2 separate regions of the Mus musculus genome follow, and region 2 is linked to region 1. Evidence: chromatin loops called from intact Hi-C (ENCODE). Cell type or tissue: gastrocnemius. All regions are shown on one strand.

Evidence for each region. A loop is a pair of places that touch in the nucleus more often than their neighbours do. Peaks named below come from ENCODE experiments on the same cell type or tissue, not always from the same donor. Only the 100,000 strongest peaks of a DNase experiment are listed, where the experiment ranks them.
Region 2: it touches region 1 in a loop (4-fold over the local background); 7 of 42 quality-filtered maps call a loop at or near these places.

The regions. Positions count from the first base shown.
Region 1 is chr6:149,372,023-149,380,022 of GRCm38, reverse strand. No RefSeq gene overlaps it. Among named protein-coding and RNA genes, the nearest start is that of Gm38930, 23 kb to the right of the region's middle. In gastrocnemius, a CTCF peak has its summit at 4,656 (motif pointing right); a DNase peak (open chromatin) is centred at 4,664; H3K4me3 peaks cover 497 bases; H3K27ac peaks cover 781 bases.
Region 2 is chr6:149,058,592-149,066,591 of GRCm38, reverse strand. All of the region lies in intron 3 of Dennd5b (DENN/MADD domain containing 5B), which reads left to right. Among named protein-coding and RNA genes, the nearest start is that of Gm23462, 12 kb to the left of the region's middle. In gastrocnemius, no CTCF peak of the experiment used is centred here; no DNase peak of the experiment used is centred here; H3K27ac peaks cover 11 bases.

The sequences.
Region 1 (8,000 bases):
GGGTCTTTGTGTGGTTTAGGTAACAGAATAATTGTGGCCTTAAAAAAAAAAAAGAATTAGGCAATGTTCCTTTAGTTTCTTCTTTGTGAAATCATTTGAGAAGTATTGGTGTTAATTCTTCTTTGAAGGTCTGGTAGAATTCTGCATTAAAACCATCTAGCACTGGGCTTTTGTTGTTGCTGCTGTTGTTGGGAGACTTTTTGTGTGTGTGTTTGTTGGGAGACTTTTAATTACTGCTTTTATTTCACTAGAGGCTGTGTGTTTAAATTACTTATCTGATCTTTATTTAACTTTGGTAGGTCATATATATCAAGAGATTTATCCATCTTTTGTAGGTTTTTCAATTTGGTAGAGTACAGATTTTTAAAGTATGTCCTTGTTATTCTCTGGATTTCTTATGTGTCCCAGTTGTGATATGCTCCTTTTCATTTCTAATATTATTAGTTTGGTCTTCTCTCTCCATCTTTTAATTAATTTGGCTAAGGGTTTATTAATCTTACTGTTTTGCTCAAAGTACCAACTGTTCATTTCATTAATTCTTTGTATTATTTTTATTCATTTCAGCCTAAAGTTCAATTATTTCTTGCCATCTACTCCTCTTTTTAGTTTTTTTAAGATTTATGCATGTGTTTGTACATTTATGTGAATGCATACCAAATATATACCATGGCCTCAGAAGCCAGATCCTCTTAACCTGAAGCTACAGGCAACTGTGATCTGCTTGACATAGGTGCCAGGAACAAACTCTGCTCCACTAGAAAAGCAGAAAGCAGTAGTCTCTGAGAGGGAGCTACTAGCAAATAATGTCCAAATAAATACTGTAGCCACTGCTGCCATCTTTTGACTAAACAGTAGAAAATCTTAAGAAGAAAGTAAGAGAATATACAACATATATGCCAGGTTTAGGCTTAAGAGATTTCACATATATTCAGTTTTATACTCAAGCAACCATTCATAGTGGGTTATCCTCCATTTGAAAAGGAAAAAAGTGAGTGTTGCACACATCACAATTATCAATAATCAGATTTTATTCAAATAAGTAAATCCTTTGGGGAATCACAGACTAGGAAATGAATCTTAATTAGTCTGAGCTGTGGAGAGCTCTTGGGCCTGCTTCTAGAAATTTGGCAGGAATTTGACATTGGGCCAGGATATGGAAATAGGCTCAGGCAGGAATTTGACATTTGGTTAGGACAAAGAAGTAGGATCAAGATCTTATCATCTTGATAAGTTCCTGAGTACTAAGGGGCTTTGTTTATTGCCTTGTTTGTTCCTTTATCCTTTGCATGTACTTAGAATGGTATAAAAGTGGACAGGAGAAAAATAAACCTGCTTCAGCCTCAGCACTGACTGGACTCATGTTATAATGTTGTCTAATTGTCTTTTTATTTTCAATTCTTATTCTCTCCCTTGAGACCCTGTTGACTGACTGTGCTGGCTTGGTCACTGAGCAGTCATGAAATTGCCACTTAGATTATCAAGAGCCTGGTTTATGCAAGGCCATGCATTTACTGAGGAAACCAAAGATGTGGCAATAATAATTGCGCGCGCTCTCTCTCTCTTTCTTTCTTTCTTTTTAATTAAATTTTATTTTATGTGTATGGGTGTTGGCCTGCATGTATGTCTGTGAATTACTTGCACACCTGGTACCCTGCATTAGGGTGCCATAAAAGGATGTTAGATCTCCCTAAAGCTAGCGTTATAGGCAGTTTTGAGCTACCCAACATGATACTGGGAACTGAACTTCTTCAAGAAGAATACCCAGTGTTCTTACTGTTGAAATAACTCTCCAGACCTAAGAGTTGTTCTTTTTTTTTTTTTTTTTTTTTTTTTTTTTTTTTTTTTTTTTTAAGATTTATTTGTTATTATATGTAAGTACACTGTAGCTGTCTTCAGACACACCAGAAGAGGGAGTCAGATCTTGTTACGGATGGTTGTGAGCCACCATGTGGTCGCTGGGACCTGAACTCTGGACCTTCGGAAGAGCAATCGGGCGCTCTTACCCGCTGAGCCATCTCGCCAGCCCAAGAGTTGTTCTTGTAAAGGTTATTTTCATTGATTTTGAGAATACTATCCTAGATATTTGAAGACTGAAGGCATGGGAATAAAAGGGATACACGAATAGTTGTTAGAAGGAATAATTTGAACTGACCTTGGGTTTCTTTGGTTTTAAGAAAATTACTCAGGGGGTCTTCTATTTATGGAAAATTAAAAACAATGTCCTATTTTTGGAATGTATATGCCTCAGGCAGTGAGAAGCTGTTTAAGTCAGTATTATAAAATGTCTTATCAAAATTCTTTATTTTCATTTTATTTAGATTGAGAGAGACAAACACACTGTGATTAATCTTCATTGTCAACTTAAATATACTTGAAATCACCTTGAGGAAAGCATCATGGGGTGTGACTGTGAGGGTATTTCCAGAGAAGTTTAAAAGAGGAGAGAATATCAACCCTGTAGGCAACAACATCCAGTGGATTCTTGAAATGAATGAAAAGAAACAAAGAGAAAACTAAGCACCAGTGTTTCTCTCTCTCTCTCTCTCTCTCTCTCTCTCTCTCTCTCTCTCTCTCTCTCTCTCTCTGACTGCACATGTGTCTGACCAGCTGCTGCTTCATGCTCTCCCTGCCATGACAGAGTTTCCTTCAGGGAAATTATTTTGTTGTTGCTGCTGCTGCTGTTTCTAGTTTGGGCATTTTTGAAACCCAGGCTGTCCTCAAAATCTCTTATCTCCAGTCTCACCCTCTTGAGGGCTAATAACATTGGTGTATATTATAAATAATCACTACTACCCTTGCCCAGAATAATGACTTTCCAGATTAATGTGAACTAAGCACAATCCTGAACCATGAGTTATTTTTTCCTATGTATTCACAATGGTTAGATTTCCAGAATTCAACATTTAGTAAAACTATGAAAATATTTTATTAACACTCAGCAAAAAGTTATGATTAAAGCCAGATCTTTAATTTTCACAAATATGAAAAGGGCACTAGAATAACTACTTAGACTGGGGAACAGTTTTGTACTGTGAAACTGCTCTATTATTTTTTAGTATCCCCAAATCCTACCTACCAAATGACAAAGTTGTTCATGCAAATCTGCCCATTCCCTCCACCTTAACCAGAATAGGATTCCAGAAATATAAAACTGTCCCCTACGTGTGGAGAGCAATGCTATTTCTGGGGAGAATTATTTGTAGGCATGAGATGAGGCCACATTATTATATTTGAAGTAGACAGAACCATACCTTGATTTGTATATCCCTGGTTCATTATTTTAACTTTAATCTCATTTCAGGACCCCAAAGATTTAGGGGGTGTGCTGGTTAGTTTTAAGTCAACCTGACACAATGCAGAGTCATGGGAGAGGAAGGAGCCTCAACTGAGGAAATGCTTCCATAAGCTCAAGTTTCTGGCAAGTGTGTAGAACATTTTCCTAACTAGTGATTGATGTTTGTGATGGTTTGTATATCCTTGGACCAGGGAGTGGCACCATCTGGAGGTGTGGCCTTGTTGGAATGGGTGTGACCTGGTTGGAATGGGTGTGTCATTCTCGGTGTGGGTATGAGATCTTCACCCTAGTTGCCTGGAAGTCAGTCTTCCACTAGCAGCCTTTGGATGAAGACATAGAACTCTCAGCTCTGCCTGTGCCATGCCTGCCTGGATGCTGCCATGCTCCATGATAATAATGGACTGAACCTCTGAACCTGTAAGCAGCTCCAATTAAATGTTGCTTTTTATAAGACTTGCCATGGTCATGGTGTCTGTTCACAGCAGTAAAACCCTAACTAAGACAATGTTGGAGGGTCCAGTTCTATAACAAACAAACCAAAAAAAGCAGGCTGAGCAAGCTAGGGAAAGCAAACCAGTAAGCAGCATGACTCCATGGCTGCTGCATCAGCTCCTGCCTCCAAGTTCCTGCCCTGATTGAGTTCTTGTCCTGACTTCCTTCAATGATGAACAGTTATATAGAAGCGTAAGTCAAATAAACCCTTTCCTCTCCAAGTTGCTTTGATCATTGTGTTTTTAGCACACCAATAGTTACCCTAAGACATAGAATTACAGAGTCTCGTCTATCTTTCCAATATGGCCATATTTAATAAATCTTCTCTTACTGACTTCCGCTATTAATTTGACTCATTTAATTGGCCCACTGAGGACCGATAACTGAACCTGGTTTGGGGTACAGGCTGTGGCCTCTAAGCTTGATAACAGCATGAGGCTTCAACGTTTCCCTGAGAAGGTGATACTGAGCGGAAACTTAGAATTCATTCAGGATGAAGAATTCTGAACACAACTGATATATTCAATATTAGTACAATTACTTGACCTTTTTTTTATAAAAATGAAAGGAAGTAGAAATTCTGGTATTGTATTTTGCTTCTCCATATTTTTTTCTTTCTTTTTGTTTGTTTGTGGCAGAGTCTCACTATGTAGTCCTGGCTGTCCTGGAACTCACTATGTAGACCAGGCTGGCCTTGAACTCAGAAATCTACTTGCCTCTGAACTCTTAAGCACTGGGGTTAAAGGTGTGTGCCACCATGCTGAGCCTTCATGTTTTTTGTGCACACCTCTGACTGGTAGTCTCTGGAATCTGATAAAGGATTTGTTTCTTCACATCAGAAGTCATTAAGTGACTATCACCACCTGATGGCAGCAGTGTCCCACAACTGAGAGGTCACTTCAACCATAACACTAGGCAAGAAGTGACATGTAGATCCCTACTCCTAACCACATACTGAGCCGATGGAAAGCAGAAGTAAAAAGATCCTGTCAGGCCCAATCTTTGTTATCTGAAAAATTTAAACAATTATACACATTTACAAAGCACAGAATTGAAGTGAAAGTTTCTGGTTTCATTAAAAAAAAAAAAAAACTCAGTGGTGTCACATGATGTTTTTCTGGACGCTGTCTTGGGGGAGGGTACATGATGCTTTTCCTTTCACTATCTTCAGGGTTCTACTTATATTCTTTCTGAATATCACCACCACCCACCACCCTCTCAAGTATCTGTTTTCAGCAAAATATCACATGACCTTTCTCAAGACAGCTTCCAGAAAAACATCATATGACCTTCTCACAAGACAACTTCCAAGAAAACATTACATGACACAGCTAAGGTTTTAAAAATCTGTAGGTTTACAGTCTATACAAATCTATTAGAGTAATTAATATTTTTGCTTGCTTATCACTGTTTAAAACCTTCAGGATTTTCTCCTCTAGTTCATCTTAACACACATAATAAGTTGTTGGGGACTATTGAAACTAAGCTTTATGGAAATTTCTTGTGAAGAATTTGTGGTCATTCTGTACTGGTAGTTTGGCAATTAGCAAGGAGTCTCATGTAGCTTAGCTTATTTATTGTAATGTGTAACTAGTCATAAAAATAGACCCAAGAAATTACATTTCTTGAGATTTACATAACTGCCATGTCTTAAGACTAGATTACAAAGATGTATCATGCATCAATTGTATGATCTGATGACCCTCATTGTAAAGAAACCTATACCAGTCTGGGAACACCCATCAGGTGTAGTTTTCCCTGGATGGGTTGAAACATTCCCCACCAAGCAGGAAACAGCTACCGTGGTAGCTAAGAAGATATTAGAAGAAAATTTTCCAGAGGTTCAGAGTGCCCAAGGTAATTAGATTGGACAATCGATGGTTCTGCTTTTGTCTCTTAAGGTAAGTCAGGGATTGGCAGAGATATTGGGGACTAATAGGAATCCCCATTGTGTGTACTGTCCCCAGAGCTCAAAGCAGATAGAGAAAATAAACAGAACCCCTACAAGAGACCTTGGCTAAGTTGACCTTGGAGACTGGCTTTGACTGGTTGGTGCCCCTCCCCTTGGCCCTGAACACCCCCTACCATTTTAACCTGACCCCTGTTGAGATCCTGCATGGGACACCCACTCCCTTGACCCTGGCTCTTGATCCCCACCAGAGTGACTTTTCAGGCTGACAAGGATCTTATGGTTTGATTGCAAGCTTCCCAGATCAGCCATCTGGAACTGTGGCCTAAACTTAGTGCCCTGTATGATGCAGGTACCCCAGAGGTTCCACAAGAGTTCCAAGGTGGAGATTGGGTGTATGTTAAGAGACTGTGCTGAACACTCAGAAGCAAACAATCCCTGGTGTTGCTGACCACCCCACCTCCGTTAAAGTGGATGGAGTAACTGCCTGGGTTCAATCAGATCAGCACCTGCGCCTGACACCAACTAGATAGCAGCAGACACCCAAGCAACACCCTTCTGCAAGGCCAGAGAAACTATGAGACGGCTATGGTGTGTCTTCTGGCACTGAGTCTCAGCAGCCCCAACAACCCTACCAGGGTGACTTGGCAGGTGCTCCCAGCCACTGGTGATGTGGCTTGGTCCACTACCCACATTGTATCTGGTGGCTGGACCCTGACTTTGATCCCTGATTTAGTGGTAGGCCTTGACTTCAGGGGTGTTGCTGCCCTGGAGGCACAGGGAGAAGGATTGCCTGAATGTGGGGGACGAGGGACTTGTAAATCTAAACTGCGCCTCAGAAGTGGCCACGGAGGGTGGGGCTTAGGGTGCAGACACCCAAAATTGAAGTGTCCTGTGAGAAACCCCCATATATGTGTATCCCCAAGATGGGAGAAGCCAGTATCAGGCCCATCAGTGTTAGGGGGCCAACAATTTCTTCACTACCTGAGGGTGTGAAACATCTGGAAGCACATACTGGAGACCATTCCAGGGATAAAGATTCAATGGCCAAGGTGAGAGAAGGGTTAGCCAGCCAGAAGAGAGAAGAGAGACAGAGCTGGTTTGAGTCTTAGTTTAACAGCTCCCCCTGGTTTACTACTTTGATTTCTGCATTGTTAGGACTTCTGATCATTTTGTTCCTTATTCTGACCTTTGGCCCTTACATTCTAAATCACTTGGTTGCTTTTATTAAAGCTGTCATAGGTGATGGTACAGTTGATGGTCCTAAGACAAAGATCAAGATCTAATTGCAGAGGACCAGGGATATGAGCTACATAACTATCCACAATAGCTTCAAGATTGAGGCATGCACTGGGCATGGTGGCGCACGCCTTTAATCCCAGCACTTGGGAGGCAGAGGCAGGCGGATTTCTGAGTTCGAGGCCAGCCTGGTCTACAGCCTGAGTTCCAGGACAGCCAGAGCTGCACAGAGAAACCCTGTCTTAAAAACAACAACAACAACAAAAAGCAAGAAACCAAACAAAAACAAACAAACAAAAAAACTGCATGGTATTGGTACGGTGACAGGTAGATCAATGGAATAGAATTGAAGATCCAGAAATGAACCCACACACCTATGGACACTTGATTTTTGACAAAGGAGCTAAAACCATTCAGTGGAAAAAAGCATTTTCAATAAATGGTGCTGGCTCAACTGGCAGTTAGCATGTAGAAGAATGCAAATCGATCCATTCTTATCTCCCTGTACAAAGCTCAAGTTCAAGTGGATCAAGGACCTCCACATAAAACCAGATACACTGAAACTAATAGAAGAGAAAGTGGGGAAGAGCCTTGAACACATGGGCATAGGGGAAAATTTCCTGGACAGAACACCAATAGCTTAAGCTCTAAGATCAAGAATTGACAAATGAGACCTCATAAAATTGCAAAGCTTCTGTAAGGCAAAGGACACTGTCAATAGGACAAAGCGGCAACCAACAGATTGGGAAAAGATCTTTACCAATCCTACATCTGATAGAGGCTTAATATGCAATATATACAAAGAACTCTAGAAGTTAGACTCCAGAGAACCAAATAACCCTATTAAAAATGGGGTACAGAGCTAAACAAAGAATTCTTAACTGAGGAATACTGAATGGCTGAGAAGCACCTAAAGAAATGTTCAACATCCTTAGTCATCAGCAAAATGCAAATCAAAACAACCCTGAGATTCTACCTCACACCAGACATAATGGCTAAGTTAAAAAACTCAGGTGACAGCAAATGCTGGCGAGGATGTGGAGAAAGAGGAACACTCCTCCATTC
Region 2 (8,000 bases), 310 kb after region 1:
GGGATTGGGGGCTGAGATGGAAGAGGTGGGGAGTGGGGGAAGCACCCTCTCAGAGGCAAAGGGGAGGGGGGAAGAGGGTGAAGAACTCTTGGAGAGTGGACCAGGAAGGAGGGCAATATTTGGAATGTAAATAAATAAAACAATTTAAATAAATATACAATTTTTTAAAAAAGAAAACAATCTTTTAAAAAAATGTTTAACCAATATTGATTTTAGATGTCATAAAAGTCTTAGTTTCAAATTTCTATTCTGTCCCTTATTAACTATAACTTCTGTAGGTGAGATACTTAATTTTCAGGAGTGTCGCCTCTCATCTCTCTAGGGATGTCTTTGCCACCCATCCATGATTAATTGTCAAAGTTAAATGAGAGACCTGTATAGGATTCTTAGACTGCTTTTGATATTCTTTTTATCCATGGGGAAATTGAGGCACAGGTGTGCTAAGTAATCATAGCACAAGTAAGTAATGTGGTAGTTCTGAAACTTGGGCTTATATCAGTCTCTCTTCTCCAGATAACTTAACCATGCTGGCAACTGTACAGGATCTACACATAATCTTTCCTTACCTGTCTCAATACTTAGATTATTAAATTATTTGCTCATCTAACTATTTGATAAAGGCATCATACTAAATATTTGTAGAGTATGAGATAAAACTTTGTGTAAATGCAGTGGTGGATTTTATATCGATGGTGTCTCTCCCCTCAGAGAAAGATATTTAAATGAACCAGATCAAAGAGCCACTGAGCTGACTTGTACTCTGGGGCACTTTTGCCCTTTGTGATTCTGTGCAAGGGGTTCAAAGGATATTTGCTACTTAATTTCTTTTTCTTTTTTTTTAAAGATTTATTTATTTATTTTATGTATATGAGTACACTCTAGCTGTTTTCAGACACACCAGAAGAGGGCATCAGATCCTGTTACAGAAGGTTGTGAGCCACCATGTTGCTAGGATTTGAACTCGGGACCTCTGGAAGAGTAGTCAGTGCTCTTAACCACTGAGCTATCTCGCCAGCGCTACTTAATTTCTTATGCTTGATAAATATAAGCAGTAAAATTTAAAGATGTTTCAAGAACCAAATTACTGAGAAAATCCAAAGTGAATCTAAGTAGATGGATTTCTTTTTTTCTTTAATTTATTTTATTTTACTTAATCTTTTTTTTTTTTTTTTTACACTCCAGATTTTATTTCCCTCCTGGCCCACCCTCAGACTGCTCCTCATCCCATACCTTCTCCCCAAACCCCTGTCTCCCCAAGGATGTCCCCACCCCTCCACCTCCCACCCTACCAGACCTCTAAATTCCCTGGGGCCTCCAGTCTCTTTTGAGGTACGTAAGTAGATGGATTTCAATGATGAAAGTGTTCATTAGCTGACTTGTAATTTAGTCCAAAATTTATTTAGACAGATTCAGTCTATTATCTAGAAAATAATTACATCACAGTCTTTCTTCAATGAAAATGAGCTATAAATTTTTAAATAGAGAATGCACCCAGGAAGTCAAGACTCTAAGTACCTTAAGTCAAAAGAATGTTCAAAGGTTGCATGAAACCAGACAGTATGAGCTGGAAGTATGGTCTTCTTTTCAAAAGAATAGTGGAAATATAAAAGATCAGGAATTTAAATGCCACTGTCTAACTTTGGCTCCAATATTTAAAGCCTCCAGAACACTTTTGGATCTTGCTTGTTTACCTCCTTTGTCTTTTCACATAGGAAATAAGTAGTTACCGCTGCCTATACCAACCCTTGTTCCTGTTCCTGTGTGCCCCTACAGGACTCCTCTGCTGGTCCTTTGGCATTCTTTTTTACCAGTTGTTTTAATGTAGAAGCTACTTGGAGTTTTCTTGAAAATATTGGAAGTCTTTTTATTACATATTGCTAGCCATGCTGAAGTAGATACAGTTTGTTGGTCATGGTTCATCAATTATAAAAATGAACCTAATGCTCTGGTTATAGCAACTATAGTTCTATGACCTTGAACCAAAAAGCAGTAGAATATGACCAGTTTTGACTACTGTTTTATTATTAGATTTTTGCAGGGGTTGGGAGTTGCCTTGAATATGCTAGGCAAGTGCTCTACTAATAAGTATGCCTACTATTAGACTTATTTTATGATAAACATAATATTAGTGTTGTTAAAATTTTCTTCTTTTGAGATAGAGTCTCGTGTAGTTGTGGCTGGCCTTGAGTTCACTATGTATCTCAGAATAACCTTGAACACCTCTAATTCTTGTTTCTCTACCTCCCAAGGGCTGGGACTACATGCATATGTTACCATGACTAGCTCTATTGGTGGTATTTTTTTTTAATTCAGTAAAGCAGACTTTTATTTGGGCCAATTGTGGTAGATATATGGGATGCCTATGCAGGCAGGCCTTTAATAGTCTAATTTTACACTGCCCAATCTATCTGACCATATGACCAAGTCATGAGTTAGTAGAGATTCAGATGTAAGAATGTTTACCATTGTGCCTGCTCTTTTATCACTACTAGAGAAACACCATGTGATTTTTGTCAGGCAGCTGAGCTGATTTGTTTTTAGCTTCTTCATTGTCATAATGACCTTCTAAATAGGATATTATCATTTGCTTTGAAGCTGCCATCCATAGACGAAGCAGCCCTTTTTTAGTCTGTTGAGAAGTGATAATAGAACCTGACAGATTCTCACACAGTCTTAGCCAGTCCTAAAGGAAAAGAAATGCTCTGCAGTTTATAAATCTCTTTGCATTCCAGCACTAATGAGATCAAGTATAAACTACCCCATTTCATTATGCAACTTTCCCTTCAGAGTTTTTCTGACCTTACAAGACACCTGAGAATTTAAGGGTTCAAGTTTACTTGATGTACTTCAACCATGGTATCTGTTTGGCTTAATATCCAATTACAAGCTCATAGTTGTTCCTCAAATGGAAATTCTGTAGTTCCAGGGAGGTGCAGATATCTAACATAGTCTCCAAAGCTGTTGTACTGAGAATTTGCACTCCTGCTTCTAGGTCATCCTATTTGCTTATGAAGTCTGACTCATTCATTCCCATTTAGCATGCCTAATTAGTGTGGCTTGAAAAGTGAATTTACATAACTTCTGTCCTATAATAGTATATATTACATAGAGGAACCATTCCCATAAAACATACTTGGAAACCTTGTTTAAATATTCTAATTCACTTCAGACTTGTACCATAATTCCATCAACCCTAAGTTTGTTTGTTTTTTTCAAGACAGGGTTTCTCTGTGTAGCCCTGGCTGTCTTAGAATTAGCTGTGAGGTCAGGCTAGCCTTAAACTCAAAGATTCACCTGCCTTTGTCTCTGGATTAAAGACATGTACCATCACTATCCAGTGTAACTCTAACACTTAAATATCCTATTATTCTAATTATAGCCTATGTTAACTGATTTTGGTACCATAGTATATGAAACAGCTCTGTGAAGTTGTTGCACAGACATCTTTTTCTATCCCTGACCATGTTATATGCACCTTTGAATTAGGAGTTAGGCCTCTTATAATGGGTTCTGCCAAGAGATACTAGTCCTTTGTCTAGTCATAATCTTAATTATGGCTCAAGCAGGTTGTAATTTATGTTATTAAATTTTTATTTTTTATCTTATGTGTATGCTTTTTCTGCATGTTTGTATGTGCCCCACATGTGTACAATACTCACAGAGCCAGAAGAGGGGATCAGATCCTTTGCAACTGGAGTTATATGTAAGCTGCCTTGTGGGTGCTAGGAATAGAGGTGTCAGAGAAGACTAGCCAGTGCTCTTAACCACTGAACTGTCTCTCCAGCCCCATAATTCATGTTTCTTATTGATAGCTTTGACTTTTAGCATTTTAAAATTCTCCAAACTGAGACAACAAAACAAAACACACAAATAAGCAAACAAAAAAACTTGATTGGACCCCTTAATGGTAGGAAAATATAAAGTGCTTTTATTTTTAACTAAATTATTTTAACTAAAATCATATTAACTTATATAAATTATATTAACTAAAATATCCTTTATCTGCCTTCCAGAATGCTATGTGTAAGACACTTGTTTAAACTCATCAACATCTTTTTTATATTATTTATTTTTTATTATAATTTTTTGTTTCTAATTTCATATGTTATATAATATATCTTGGTTTTTTTTAAAGATTTGTTTATTTTAGTTTATGTATATGACTGTTTCGCCTACATGTATGTCTGTTTACCACCAATGCCCATGGAGACCAGAAGAAGGCATCAGACCCTCTAGAACTGGAGTTACAGACAGTTTTAAGCTGCCGTGTGGGTGCTGGAATTGAACTCAGGTCCTCTAGAATAGCAGCCAGGTAACTGATCTAGAACTATAGCTCAGTGATAGAGTACTTGCCTAACATATATGAGGTCCTAGGTTCAATTTCTATTGTAAAAAAAGAAGAAAAAAATTCTTTACAAGACAGTCTTACTAGCAGATGCCAGCCTTGAGCTTTCTATGTTATTAAGGATGACTTTGAATTTATGATTTTTCTGCTCCCACCTTGAAAGTGCTAGGGTTACTGATGTGTATCTGTGCCTAGTTTATATGGTGTTAAGGACTGAACCTGTGCCTTCATGCATGCTAGGCAGGTATTCTACCAACTGAGCTATGTCCCAGTGCTAGAAATATGGCGAGGTGAGTGCCACCACAGTCAGCTTTTTTTTTTTCCAAGTATAAAACTCAGGCCATTGAGTTTGCATGTCATTCATGTTTAGCCACTGGGACATCTCACCTGCTCAGGTTGTGTTCAGGACTTTTGAGGAGTGATGGGGGTGGGGGAGAAGAGTGTATGACTGTGTGTGAATGCTCTTTTGTTGTATGGTGTGGGTGCAGGCCCATGTGAGCCATGGTATGCATGTGGAGGTCAGAAGACAGCTTTGAGGTGTTAGCTCTGAGACAGGATCTTTGCACTGCTGTGCCTCCAGTGTCCACTCTTCTCCTGTCTTAGCCTCAAGAATGGCAGATAATTGTGCTACTGTATTCTACTGCTGAGACATTCCACTGCTGAGGCATATGAATTTTGTTAACTTTTTTCTTTGATGATTTTGTACTAATACACTCTTTTTAAGATTTCAAGGTCTTTTGTTTATTGTTGGAGGAAATATATACGGCACAGAATAGGGGTAGAGGTAAGAAGACAGTTTTTGGGAGTCAGCTCTCTCTTTTCACTGGTCCTGGGAATCAGGCATGTGCAGCAAACACTTTACACCACTGAGCTCATCTGATTGACTCTATAATACATTCTGGTTACTCCCATTTTTCCATCCTCTTATCTCCCTTCCCACCCCCAACAAATCCCCTCCTCTCTACAAGTCCCTGTCCCATATTTGTAGTGGTAAGTTTTTGCTACACTGGCTTTGGCTCCTGGTGGGTCACACATGCACACCCACCTAGGAGCTATTTTTTGGATCCGTGAATGCAAGACACATACATTATCTTATTTTTAACATGCCTTACTAGCTCAGTGTCTGTGTATTTCTAAGCCTCATGTGGCTAGCATAACCTTCCCTCCGGTACTCCTGGCTCAACATCTCTTAAATCTACTTTTAACTTTGCTGCCCTGTTACCTTCTGTGAAGCCCATTGGTCTTTGCTGCCCAGGACACTTCTGGGCAGCCCTTCCGGGGGCCACTCCCACTTTACTCCTACATTTCAGATGACCCCCCCTTTACAGCTCTAAATCTGTTCATCTGTCTCTCCTGAGTCATGGTGATTCTCCCTTTCCTCCTCCTGCATGTTAGCCCACGCAGCTTTAAGAGTTCTGCCTCGTCTCCCTTTGCCCAGCTATTGGCTGTACAGCAATTCTTTATTACCAGTCAAATCCAGCTGGGGGCAGGCCTCCTTTAGCCTGTGTTCAGGACACTGCAAACAGTTTTTTTTGGGGGGGGGGGGAATAATATGATTAGCAAGAGAACACCAGGTACTATACATGTGTTCGTGTATTTTTGTTTTGTTGTGACTCGCCAAGTTTAAGCAGGGACATCCATTGGAGCCTCGTGGATGTTCTAGGCAAAATTATAACAGTATATTTTAATTTGTAACAGCCAAGCATGCTGTATTTCATTTTACATACTTTAGATACATTTATCAGCTAATTACAATGTAGTAAACCCCGTATGCGATGCTGAAGATTCTGAGATTAGAAATAGAGTTGTCAATTTTGTGTGGTAGTGTGAGCATTTAATTCCAGCATTGGCAGGCTGGTAGAAGCAGGCAGATCTCTGTGAGTTTGAGACCAGCCTGGTCTATATAGTGAATTCTGGCCAAGGCTGTCTCAAAAGAAAATAAAGAAAAGGATCAGTGTAAAGGTCTCTAGTATTAGAGATTTTCTAAAGGTAAAAGTTTTGCCACATACAAGGAGGAACATTTCTGCAAAGAGGAAGATATACAGAGGTTCACAAACCTTTGAAGATGTCTTAGTCACAGAATGACCTGCAACAGGAGTTTGGCTGCCTGTAAGGTAATGGTGAGAACTAAAGCAAACAAGAGCTAAATCATGAAAAGCTGCATGTGCCCTGTTGAGTCTTCAAATAACTGTCATCAGGGCTGGAGAGATGGCTCAGTGGGTAAGAGCACCGACTGCTCTTCCAAAGGTGCTGAGTTCAAATCCCAGCAACCTTACATGGTGGCTCACAACCATCTATCTGTAATGGGATCTGATGCCCTCTTCTGGTGTGTCTGAAGACAGCTACAGTGGACTTATGACTCATATACATAAAATAGATAATTCTTGAAAAAAAACCTGCTATCACATATCCATCTCTTGGAATCATTGGGGACAAAAATATATATTTTATCTTAAAATGCTGGATGGAGGACAGGGATGATGGCATGCTCCTTTAATCCCAACCCTCAAGATCTTGAGTTTGGAGACAGCCTGGTCTACAAAACATGAACGAGTTACAGGACAGCCAGGGCTACACAGAGAAACCCTATCTTGAAAAACCAAACAAATGATAGATGGATGGACGTGCATGCTTTCAGTGGTTTGAATAATAGTGGCTCCTATCAATTCATATACTTAAATGTTTAGGGAGTGGCATTATTTGAAAGGATTAGGAGGTTTGGCTTTGTTGGAATAGATGTGACCTTGTTGGAGGAAATATATAGACCTCTTAGCTCCTTCTCCAGCACCGTGTCTGCCTGTATGCTGCCAGGCTTCCCACCATGCTGATAATAGACTAAACCCCTGAAACTGTAAACTAGCCTCAATTGTTTTTCTTTATATGAGTTGCTGTGGTCATCATAGTGACTCTTCAGCAATAGAACACTGACTAAGATAATGCTGAATGGAAGTTAGCTCAGCCAGGTAAGCATGAGTATCGAATTGAAACCCCTATCACTTACATAAAAGCCAGTTGCAACAGTGCACACCTGTAACTTCAGCTATGAAGAAGGGAGTAGTGCAAACAAGTCTCTGGAGGTCAATGGTCAGCCAGTGTAGCCAAAGTGGTGATTACCAAGGAGAGACCCTATCTTTTAAATGAAATGGAAAGCAACTGAGGAAGACACTTGATATCAACCTCTGACGTGCACATGTTTTACACATATCACATGCAAAGAGTGCTTAAAGAAAAACTTTTTTTTTCATTTATTTTTTTCTGTTAATGATTGAATGCAGAGGCCTTGTGCATGCTAGACAAGCATTGCCATGACTGGATTACCGGCCCCTGCGTCTTATTTCTTGATCCAGTTAAAAGAAATGGTCTTTCTGCCAATTGATTTCATTACTAAAAAGTATGATATATCAACCAGTCTTGTAGAGAACTCAAAACTGAAAAGATTGGCCATAGAGCATTTACAAGCAGGAAATAGGAGTGGAAGGAAAATGAGCCCTGTCTTTTAAAGTCCAGGGGAGGAGAGAAAAATGTGTAATTTATTTTTTACTTCCCATGGTGTTTCTATAAATAAAGCAAGAAAATATTCCACATTACAATCCACCATTACCTGGAGAAAGTGTTTTCCAGGAGACTGTTGTAAGCCAACTTGATAGGAATTTAG